Regions from separate parts of the Homo sapiens genome. Here all the other regions are linked to region 1. A link is a contact called in ENCODE Hi-C or POLR2A ChIA-PET data. All regions are on one chromosome and are shown on one strand. Each heading gives the region's core, a stretch centred on a gene start or an enhancer-like site at or near the end of the contact. The rest is flanking DNA. Distances are from core to core; before and after follow the strand shown.

What was found. A loop is a pair of places that touch in the nucleus more often than their neighbours do. ChIA-PET counts read pairs that join two places held with the same protein, here RNA polymerase II (POLR2A). Pooled maps may share reads with other maps.
Region 2: a loop to region 1 is called in a pooled map, with 9 times the contacts of the local background. The contact joins the enhancer-like site here to the promoter of CASK in region 1. A Hi-C loop is called at or near these places in 3 of 37 single-sample maps with no recorded cell type and 4 of 50 pooled maps.
Region 3: a loop to region 1 is called in a map of B cell, with 12 times the contacts of the local background. The contact joins the promoter of CXorf38 here to the promoter of CASK in region 1. A Hi-C loop is called at or near these places in 2 of 168 maps with a recorded cell type or tissue (B cell and CD4-positive, alpha-beta memory T cell) and 6 of 50 pooled maps. POLR2A ChIA-PET finds 5 or more read pairs at or near these places in 1 of 52 experiments (GM12878).

The regions. Positions count from the first base shown.
Region 1 is chrX:41,921,963-41,925,204 of GRCh38, forward strand. CASK (calcium/calmodulin dependent serine protein kinase) reads right to left here and starts at 1,592. Exons shown (of 27, transcript NM_001367721.1): 1 at 968-1,592. The coding sequence starts at 1,026. RefSeq lists silencers at 1,047-1,096, 1,367-1,946.
Region 2 is chrX:43,001,353-43,004,942 of GRCh38, forward strand. No RefSeq gene overlaps it. Among named protein-coding and RNA genes, the nearest start is that of PINCR, 170 kb to the right of the region's middle. Within about 2 kb of position 1,684, at least 2 of the 41 ENCODE cell types and tissues checked have a DNase peak (open chromatin) inside an H3K27ac peak, as active enhancers do.
Region 3 is chrX:40,645,817-40,649,544 of GRCh38, forward strand. CXorf38 (chromosome X open reading frame 38) reads right to left here and starts at 1,745. Exons shown (of 7, transcript NM_144970.3): 1 at 1,489-1,745; 2 at 1,191-1,325. The coding sequence starts at 1,704. It overlaps MED14 (mediator complex subunit 14), which reads right to left. Exons shown (of 31, transcript NM_004229.4): 31 at 2,489-3,728. RefSeq lists an enhancer at 926-1,125 and silencers at 1,376-1,525, 1,646-1,945, 1,781-1,961.

The DNA.
Region 1 (3,242 bases), core at 342-2,841:
CTCAACTTCTAAAGCCGCAGAATACACGCTGTGTTAGGAAATCAACTTCAGATTGCCAGCATTTCCTTCACAAGCAAATTAGCAGGATTGTGCACTTGGAGTACTGTTTGACAAGAATGAAAAGGAAACTATTCAAAATAGATTTAAGGAATGGACAATTAGATGAGGAACTGCAGATTTAATTCTCAATCAGCACTGTGATTAATCTGATTCCCTGCTTTTCCCCAGCGTAATTATACAACACAGATGAAAGGATGAGCATTTGGACTGTCAGTTCTATATTCTAGACCAGCCCGGTGACTCAAAGCAGACGGCTCTACCACGCTAACCACCATCCCAACAACAGTCGAGGGGAGTCTCGAGCACTGATTGAACAGTCATTGCATAACAAGGCATTAAAAATTCGAATGCCCCCAACTCTTTCCACGTTCGTGTACACCAGGAGGGAATTTGCTGAAACTGAAAGCACCCCGTCTTAAATGACCCCCTCCAATCCGAGCATGGGGTGTACACAAAGGCATCTGTCTAATATCCCGCACAATAGACACACACCCCACAATTAAAACCCTGGACTCTCTCACCACACAAGCAAAGGAAATGCAAGCTGCTCTGTTTCAAAAATGGTCTATGGTACATGCAAGGTAACAATAACCCCAACTGAAGCAACTATAAAATCGGCTGTGCCACGTCCCTGTGCAACCGTCAGATAAAATGCAGGCAGCCGGCCCCACGCCTTACGGGGTGGCCAACCTCGGCTCGGTGGCCTCAATGGACCGCTGAGAACCCCCAGGCCCCCGCCTGGCAGGAGCTCCAGGTACACGTCTATAAATACTCCAGGATGAGAAGGACGAGAGGGGAAGAGGGGAAGGAGGGAGGGCAGGGGGCAGGCCCCGAGCGGGTGCGGGAAGACCGGGGCATCACTGAAATGCATTTTTCCACACTCCCGCTCCCTCGCGTGGAGACTCACTTTCCGATCACCTCGCACAGCTCGTACACATCCTCGAACAGCACGTCGTCGTCGGCCATGGTCCGGAGGGGATAGCGGCCGCAGCGTGGAGGGCTTCGAAAACGGGGGTGGGGGCGCCCAAGAGCTCAGTGCCCAGCCCCGGGATCGCCTCCTCCCCTCAGGACCCGCGAGCCCTCGGTGCCGAGGACGCTCGAGTGGGGCCGCGAGGCCCAGAGACTGCGGCGCCTTCCTCTGCAGGCGACCGCCCCGGCGCGGGCGGCGGGGCCGGGGCGCGGGAGCGAGGGCGGCCCGGGCCCGGCGCCGCCCGCCCGCCCGCTGCTTCTCGCGCTGCTCGGGCCGCGCTGCCCGGCGTGCGGATCCTCGGGGACCGCGCGGCGTCGCGCTCTCCGCTCGTCAGCCCGCGCGGGCCGCGAGGCCGCGACCGCTCCCTCTGTCCGAGGCCGGCTCCGTCGCGTCGCGGAGCAGCTCGGGCTACAGAGGGGGCCGCGGCAGGACCATGGAGCGAGGATCGCCGCGGAGGGAGGTGGCGGCGGCGGCGGATCGGCGCTGGGGACCAGGAGGCGGCGGCAGAGACGCTCCCTCCTCTTTCTCCTCCTCCCGCAGCCGCCACCGCCCGCCCGGGAGTGGGAGGGGGCTTCGCGGGACCGGCGCTCTGTGCGGGCGGGAGCCGCGGCCGCCGCCTTCTGCTCCGCCCCTACGCCTCAGCAGCCGACCGGCTCGCCAGCCCCGCTCACCCGCCTCGCGCAGACACGCCCTCCTCCCCCGTCGGCGGCGCGGCTTCCAGAACCACAGGCTCCGCCCACTCCAACCGGTCGGGAGGCGGTGGCCCAGGGAAAGGGGAGCGGGCCGAGCGGCGCATGCGCGGGGCGCCGGCCGCGTCACGGCGAACGGGCGGGCACCGGGATTCTAGAGGGCGCGGGGGGTTGAGTGGGGCGCGCCGGCTGCAGCTGCCGAGGCGGGGCTGGTTGGGGTCGTCGCCTCCGCGCCTAGCCGCGACCAAGCCGCGAAAGGGGCTGGAGACAAAAGGTCCACGGCTGCACGCTCGTTGTCCGGCAAGAGGCACGAAACTCTGGCCGCTCCCCTTTCCTTCTTTTGTAATCGCAGGGAGCCTTTCCCAGTTTTTTGCTGGGAAAAGAGGCAGGGAAAGGGTGCTAATGAATGAGAAAGCTAAAAGAGAGGTGGAGAGAGGTTGTCACTGAATCCGTGCTTGGCAGCGGATGCTTTTAGTGCTACCCTGTCATTCCTTAATGAAGATGAGGGCTGGGGGTAAGGGGAGGTCGTCCAAGAAAAGGACTAAACAAAAACTGCCTAGGAAGGTGTGCGACAGCAAACGGTCATCTATAGAGACAGCTTCTCCCACGTTCTGCCCCAAACTCAACAAATATCTATCCAGCGCCTACCCTCACTAGAGACCAACCTAGAGAGAAGCTAGGAAGGCAGGGACAAACCGTGACTTTAAGCTCATTTGTATATTGTCCTCAAACTCCCAGGACCTACTCTGCTCTCTATACTCCCTATAAATGTTAGACTTGTCAGGAACAGAATGCAACTAGAGGGAGTGCAGGCACAGGAGCAGCCAGGGAGTGAGGTTCTGGGTGTTGCCGCTGTGCTAGGTTGCATTCAATATGAAGATTTCTGTTCAACTGAGCATGTGCGGAATGAGCCAGCGCCATCAGACAGGTATATGCCTCAGTTGAAGACCAATAGTGTCTTTGTTCCTCCGCACAGCAAAAGTGCCCAATTAGTTCATAAGTCAGTTTCCAGAAATCGTCTGGTAAATTTCTCAGTGCAGTATTTTTTTTAAAAAAAGTATTTATTAATACCAAAGTGGAGGGGGTGATGTGGAGACTCACAGCCTATTTTCTCTTCAGAAACGTTTCGTGCAAACCCTTGACCACTCCCTCAAAAGGCTGAGAGATTTGCCTGCTAAGGATTTGGGTACTAAACCTTTTTTTTTTTTTTAAATGCAGATCAGAGGACAAGTGTAATTGCACACGGTTTTCCTCCTTTCTCAAAGAGCTTGTGCATTCTCTAGAGACGGGGGCTTCAGAACTTGAGAAACATTGCCTCCTTTAAGGGTCCAAGAGTTACTCACCACAAGTTGGCATGTCCAGCTCATGTCTAATGAATAAGGCGTCACTCCATTCTGCCCTGAAGTGCACAGGGACCCTCTCAAGTCACCTTGTCAGCTTCACTTCTTTTCCCCAGCCCAAGACTGAGCTATACCAAGCCTTGTCGACTTCATTTTGGGGTTTGTTGTCTTCTACAGGGACCT
Region 2 (3,590 bases), core at 434-2,933, 1.1 Mb after region 1:
TGCCACCACGCCCGGCTATTTTTTTTTTTTTGTATTTTTAGTAGAGACGGGGTTTCACCGTGTTAGCCAGGATGGTCTCGATCTCCTGAACTCGTGATCCACCCACCTTGGCCTCCCAAAGTGCTGGGATTACAGGCGTGAGCCACCGCATTCAGCCAAGAACCAGTTTATTCGTATGCTAAGTACCACTGTGAAATAGAATGTACTATCCCATAATTTGCTGTTTATATAGATTCCACTTTCGGTTTTTTATCCCATTCTCTGTTTTAATTTATGTGGTAGTAATGTTCAATATTTTTTGATCGAATAGGTTCAAGGTGAGACTTAAGACTTCAAATGATGTTTCAAGAACTCTCAAAGAACTCTCAAAGAGTTAACAGTTAAGTCATACTTCATAAGTAGTAAAGAACGTCTTAAAATTTGGAAAATTTCATTGGGCATGGTAGTAATTGGGTAAGAATAAATTATTTAAAAATAAAAATGTGCAATTACTAGAAGAGCTAAAGCATGCTTTCTTTTTTTTTTTTTTTTTGAGACAGAATATCGATCTGTCACCAGGCTGGAGTGCAGTGGCACAATCTCAGCTCACTGCAACCTCCGCCTCCCAGGTTCAAGTGATTCCCCTGTCTAAGCCTCCCGAGTAGCTGGGACTACAGGCATGCGCCAACATGCCCAGCTAATTTTTGTATTTTTTGTAGAGGCGGGGTTTCACCATGTTGGCCAGGATGGTCTCGATCTCTTGACCTCGTGATCCACCTGCCTCAGCCTCCCAAAGTGCTGGGATTATAGGTGTGAGCCACCGCGCCTGGCCTAAAGCATGTTTCTTTTAGCTAAGTAGTGTAACTGGAGCTTCTTACTATTAAACCTGGCATTTATAAATACTTGGTCCAGTAATTTTATCCACTGTCAGTATTTAATAACTGGTTAATGTTTTATGCACCTCTGATAATTAATTTTAAGTTACAAACAATTGTCCAACAGCTCTAATTTTAAAATGAAACTACATATTAAAATAAATTTGATACTTTTTTATGAAGAGAAAAAAATTAGAAGAGAAACCTCTTAAAATGCCATAAATGTACATCTAGTAGTGAACAAGAAGTCATATTTAGACTTCAGGAGGATTTTTTATTAGCACACAAATATTATTTTTTAGAAAGACAATGTAACACTCTGAGCATTTTTCTCAGGGAATGCAGAAACAACCCCTGAATCCCAGAACACCCAAAATAAGTTGGCATTTCAGATTCCAGTGGCATGTGATGTTTACTAGTTGTGCCTGCTTCTAAACTTACAGGGGCTCAGAACAAGAAACTTGGACTAGACTCCCAGACACCTGGGTTGGTCATAAGGGTGGAGATTAGAGCCAGGCAATGATGTAGAGACATAGATTACAACCAGATTTTGAGCTAGCAAATACTTAAAGCCAATGTCCTTTAGTTTTTTTTTATTGAAAGTGAGACAGAAGTTGCTTTTCTATTAGTCAACTTTGTATCCCGCTTTATGTTGAAAATAAAGAATTTCATAAAGTTTAGCTTATTTTCAATTGTGTTATTCTACACTGTTCTCACTATAAATAGTTATCAAAAGTTAATCATACTAAGAACGTGACAACTGCATTCCTGAACTGGGGCCTTTGCACGAGCTTCCTATTCCCTCTGCCTGGTCCACTTCTTCCAGATGACTGCACAGCAAACTCCCTCACTGCTTTCAGTTCTATGCTGAAATGTCACTTCCTCAAAGTTTGAACTAAAATGTCTCATTCAATACTTGAATGTTCTATTTTTCTGGTTTCAGGTTGAGAAAATCATTGCATTTTTTAGGTCATGCTTTCCACTAGTTTTCTTTCGTGATTTTTAAAAAAATTTTCAGACAACTTTTGGGAAAGCATATTAAAGGGTTTAAAATTTAGATAATAAAATAGGTAATTTGTCTTCACTGAACAAAAACTATACCACAGTTACTATGTTTGCAGAATTGCAGCTGATTTTGCCTACCAAGCCATGTGACTTAGCTGAACAGGGACAACTTGTACCTGCTTGTCACGAAAATGCTGAAAATAATAATACTCTGACTTGGGCAAATAGTATTTCTTTCTTTCTTTTTTCTTTCTTTTTTTTTTTTTTTTTTTTTAGAGACAAGATCTCTCTCTGTTGCCCCGGCTGGAGTACAGTGGCATGATCATGGCTCACTACAGCCTCCGCCTCCTGGGCTCAAGCAATCTTCCTGCCTCTGCCTCCCAAGTAGCTGGGACCACAGGTGCACACCATCAGTCCCAGCTACTTTTTGTATTATTTGTAGAGACTGCGTCTCACTATGTTGCCCAAGCTGGTCTTGAATTCCTGGGCTCAAGCAATCCTCCTGCCTCAGCCTCCAAAAGTGCTGGGATTACAGGCATAAACCACCATGCTCGGCCTCAAGTAATATTTCTGCTTCTATCACTTATCTATTGCTGCATAATGAGACACCTGAAAAATTATTTAAAATTAGTAATTTTAAATAACAACAAAATATTATGTCTCACCGTTGTGTGTAAGTTTACAGGGAAATCCCTTTGTTAGTTTCACCTGAGCTCACTCATACAACCGTTGTCAGCTGGAGCATCAGTTGGGCTGCAAGGCCCAAGATCCCCACTCACATGTCTGGCAGTTGATTCTAATCATCAGCTGGGGCTCTGTGGTTCTCATCCTTAAATAGGATAGATAAACTTCCTTATGTGACAGTCTCATTGCAGCATTCAGGGAGAGCAATCATAGAAGTTGCAATGTCTCCTAAGGTCTAAGGCCTACAGTTATCACAGTGTCACTTTCATTTTTAGAAGAGAAACCTCTTAAAATGCTCTAAATATATATATCTAGTAGTGAACAGAAAGTCATATTTGGAGTTTTACTGGATTTTTTATTACAGCATATAAATATTATTGCTCAGAAAGACAATATAACACTGAAAATTTTTTCAAGATATGCAGAAACAACACCTGAATCGCAGATATCCCAGAGTAAGTTGGTATTTGAGATTCTAGTTGCACGTGATGCTGACTAGTTGTACCTGCTCCCAAACGTACAGGAGCTCAGAACAAGAGACTTGGAGTATCTGAGGAGTGGTGGGGGCAGATTATGAGAAGGTGAAGGGAGGAAATACATAATGAATAAAAGTTGCCTTGGTATGCAGATATGTCTTCAGGTGATTAAAAAAAGTTCTTTCAGAGTAGTTCTCCTCTTGGTACAGATGCGTTTATTAACGAAAATTTCCTTTACAAACAGGGAGTTTTACAGTTTGCAATTGAGGGGGACGTGGGAAGCTTTTCCCTCTTTGGCCGGTTCTCAACTTCTTTTAGCTCAAAGTAATCAATATGCCAAAGTGGTATAATTCGGAGTAGCATATCCTGATCTTCCTCAGTCATATTTTGGGACGGCATATCCTGAACCCCATCAATACTTTCTCTATAGTCCAGAAATTTTTCTCCAAGATATATATTTTAAATTCTCACTTGGTAGATAAGGGAGCATAGGGGAGAGTGGGATTGTTTTTTTCAGGGGAAAGTTAGCCCAAAATCCAAAATGTACAACCGATAAATCCACAGAACTCTT
Region 3 (3,728 bases), core at 495-2,994, 1.3 Mb before region 1:
CATGTTATCCAGGGTGGTCTTGAACTCCTGAGCTCAAGCCATCCTCCCACCTTGGCCTCCCAAAGTGCTGGGATTACAGGCATGAGCCACCGCGCCCGGCCCCAATTCCTTTCATTTTTTTTTTTTTTTTTTTTTTTTTTTTTTTTTTTTTTTTTTTTTGAGACGGAGTCTCGTTCTGTCGCCCAGGCGGGAGTGCAGTGGCGCGATCTCCGCTCACTGCAAGCTCCGCCTCCCGGGTTCACGCCATTCTCCTGCCTCAGCCTCCCGAGTAGCTGGGACTACAGGCGCCCGCCACTGCGCCCGGCTAATTTTTTTGTATTTTTAGTAGAGACGGGGTTTCACCGTGGTCTCGATCTCCTGACCTCATGATCCGCCCGCCTCGGCCTCCCAAAGTGCTGGGATTACAGGCGTGAGCCACTGCGCCCGGCCGTCCTTTCATTTTTGAGATTGGGGAGCACAAGCTGGCCCAGTGTCACACCACGGCAGCTGATCCAGGACTCAGATCATCTGCTTCCCAGGCACTGCTCCTTTCCAGTGCCCACCCTGTGCCTGCTGATAACTACTGGCATGTAGACTGACTGCTAAAGTCAATTTGTGTTAGGAAGCCACTTCTGGCTGTCCCTCTCCGTCCCTTACTGGGCAAAAAAATTTCCTACTCGATCTACTTAGTAAGTGACATTGCCAAGATCTGAAGACAGATCCGGCTGCCTACCCCATTCCCAGCTACCCAAAGTGCCTTTAACTGGGCACTTAAGGTGCTATTTTAGCCCTAACTTCCCTTGGCTTACTCTGTCATCCTTACGGCATCCTATAGCCAAAAAAGAGCTGATGAGCTGTTCAGCGAGCCTTACCCTCAAACAGGCCACACAAGAGTCTCCCTCCCTCCCTGCCTGTGCTCATGATGCTCGCTCTGCATCTTGCCCCAGTATCTCTTGTAGAACTCTTTCCTGTAACTTTCCAAGCAGGGGTAACAAACTCAAATGCCCTCAGGAAGCAGACGGGTAGAAGAAAGCTTCTACTTCACTAAGCTGGGTTGGGTCCCGCATACCACCCCTGAACCGCCTAGACCCTTGATCAATCTCTCTCTCTGCATCTGTTTATGAGGCCCCGGCGACCACAAGACCAGATAGCCACCCCGAGTGCTGGGTGACCCGCCGCTTCCTCCTTCCGTCCCCGCCTCAGGCGCTTACCTTGGCCACCTCCCAGGCGTCCACGGGCCAGCGGCCCGGCCGGCAGTTTCCCCAGTGCACATCTCCATTTCTGTTGACATGATGTCTCAAAATCTCCCTTTTCCATTCAGCGCACACCTGACACTGAGGCTGAAACTACAGGGGGCGGCGGTGAGGAGGGGCCCAGGAGGGAGGGACGTCGCGGTGGGCCCCGCATCGCGGAGGGAACAGGACACTTGCGCTCTGGGTCTGGGACAGGAACGGGGATGAGGAGGGGTGGGGTGGGGGCGGTGGTCAAGGCCCCGAGCCAGGTGCTCACCTGGCGGGCGCGAGGGCTGCACCGTGAGCCGCCGCGGCAGACGGCGCGGGGCCCCAGGCCGGGGGCTGCGGCGAGTAGGCCGCGGTGGAAGGAGAGCACCTCGCGGCCGACGAAACCCTGCAGGCAGCTGCGCAGCAGTAACAGGCAGTGGCCCGCCTTCACCCAGTTCTTGTACTCGGCGCAGTTGAGGCGCGCCGCTAGCTCCGACAGCACCATGTCTCCCACTTGGAACCAGGAGGTTGCGGGGCGTGGCGGACGGCAGTGCGCAGGCGCGGAGCCTGGGAAGTACCCGAGGCAGCGGCGCCTGCGCCGGCGGCAGCGACGCCTGCGCCTGCGCGGCGCGGTGCCACCGATCCCGGGGCGGGGCATCTTGACTTCCGGGGCACGTCGGCTCCACCCCACTTGGGTGACGTCTGACGTCTGACGTCTAACAACTTTGGTGCTTGGGGAAGCAGTTAACTATTTGAAACCCTTAGGCCCTCTTCGTCCCCCAAACAGAGACCCTGTCAGCATCCGATTCGACTCCCTCTCCTAATGTAGGGCACTTCTGTTTTAACTTTTTTTTATTGTCCAGATGTACAAGGTGCTCAGGGCACATTGCTTGAATCGTGTATGTTCTTTGCATTATACAATTCTAGAGTTACTGGTTCCTAAGCCCACAGACCAGCTGTAGCAAATTGAGGTATTAGTGAAACGTGACCGCTGGCTGCCTGCGGTGTGCCAAGCTAACCCAAAACTCAAAATCCCCCGCCACTGGACCACCCAGAAGGGGGCGTTTGCCTGTTTAGGGCAACACATCACTTGGATTCTAGAAGGCTGCACACCTGAGCCAGATAAGGGCATCCTGAAGCACCTAGCAAAGGTTAGACGATAATTATCTAGTATTCTTGATTATATGATAATTAGTGCTCCTTGCACATGGAAGTCTGATTTAAGTTCCAAAGAAGTGCCACAAAGGTCAGAAGGCACTGGGATTGTCAACTCCAAGTGACAAGTCAGGTCAGTTTTAGTTGTTTTTAATGAGCTTTCTGAGCTTGGAAAACATGTCAAAATTGTGTGTAGTTAAAAGCCTCTGAGGAAAGAGTCTAAACATTAAACCTTCCCGACTGTGGTTCACAGCAAAAATGTCCAGTGTTTAGGAGCACTAGCTCAGACTCAAACTGCCCCTTCTTAGCAGTTTGATCTTAAGCAACCTTAATTTGATCTCAGGCAAATTACATTTCTCTGGGCCTCCATTTACTCATTTTTAAGAAGAGGATATCAATAACCTACCACATTGGGTTGTTGTGAGGATTAAATACACATTGAAATATTAAGAAAATGCCTAGCACACAGTAAGCTCTCAGTAAATACTTGCTATTATTTTATATTGACCTAAATATGCCCTTTCATCAATCAGTTATATTCTTGGGCAAGGTATTTTAACAAATCACTGGCCACTTGGAAGTGGAGGCAACTTGCAGAAAATTGTGAGCATACCATGGAGTTCCTGGAGTTGTGCAGCACAGTGCTGGCTGGCCTCTGCTAACTTTGTCTTAATAACCTCAATGCTAAATCCATCCTAAGTAAATTTAAATCACATCCTTAGACACACTGTCCATTCTCAAACCGAATGAAAAAAAAATTCCACAAGAAACAATGAAATACACATTAACATTTTCCCTCTATGTCCCTTGAATGTAAGTTCTCTTAAAATTTTCTGTATACTGATTTTATATCAAGAACACTTGGATGATAAATAAACATTAAGGTAAAATGTAATAGGCACTTCTTTTGGGGGGAAAAACTATGAAAGGAACAACTTTTTATATTGAAATTGCATCAGAATCCAGGGTAGCAAAGTTATAACTTCTTGAAGTTATCAAATTAACCACAGTCCAAAGAATGGCTGTTAGTATCCTTTGGCTGAACAGATTACTGTGTTAATTAGAACACAGTTATTAGTGGTTCTTAAATTCAAAGTCATATAAATTTTAGTTTATGCTTGCACTTAACTCACTCAGTTAATTTTCAAACATAAGGTTCGACTCCTGTTATTAGCGACTTGACACGTTCTGCTGAAGCTCTCACTTTTCTTCTAATTCTGAAAGTACTTTTATACATTCTGAAATGGCATTTCAGCAGATGGAAAAATGAAGGTGGCAAATCAGGACCAATTTCTTATTTCAAGGTTAAATTAATACTAAACCAGACTATTAATGAAAACATCTTCATCAAAATTAACTAGAGAGTTGGTAGTT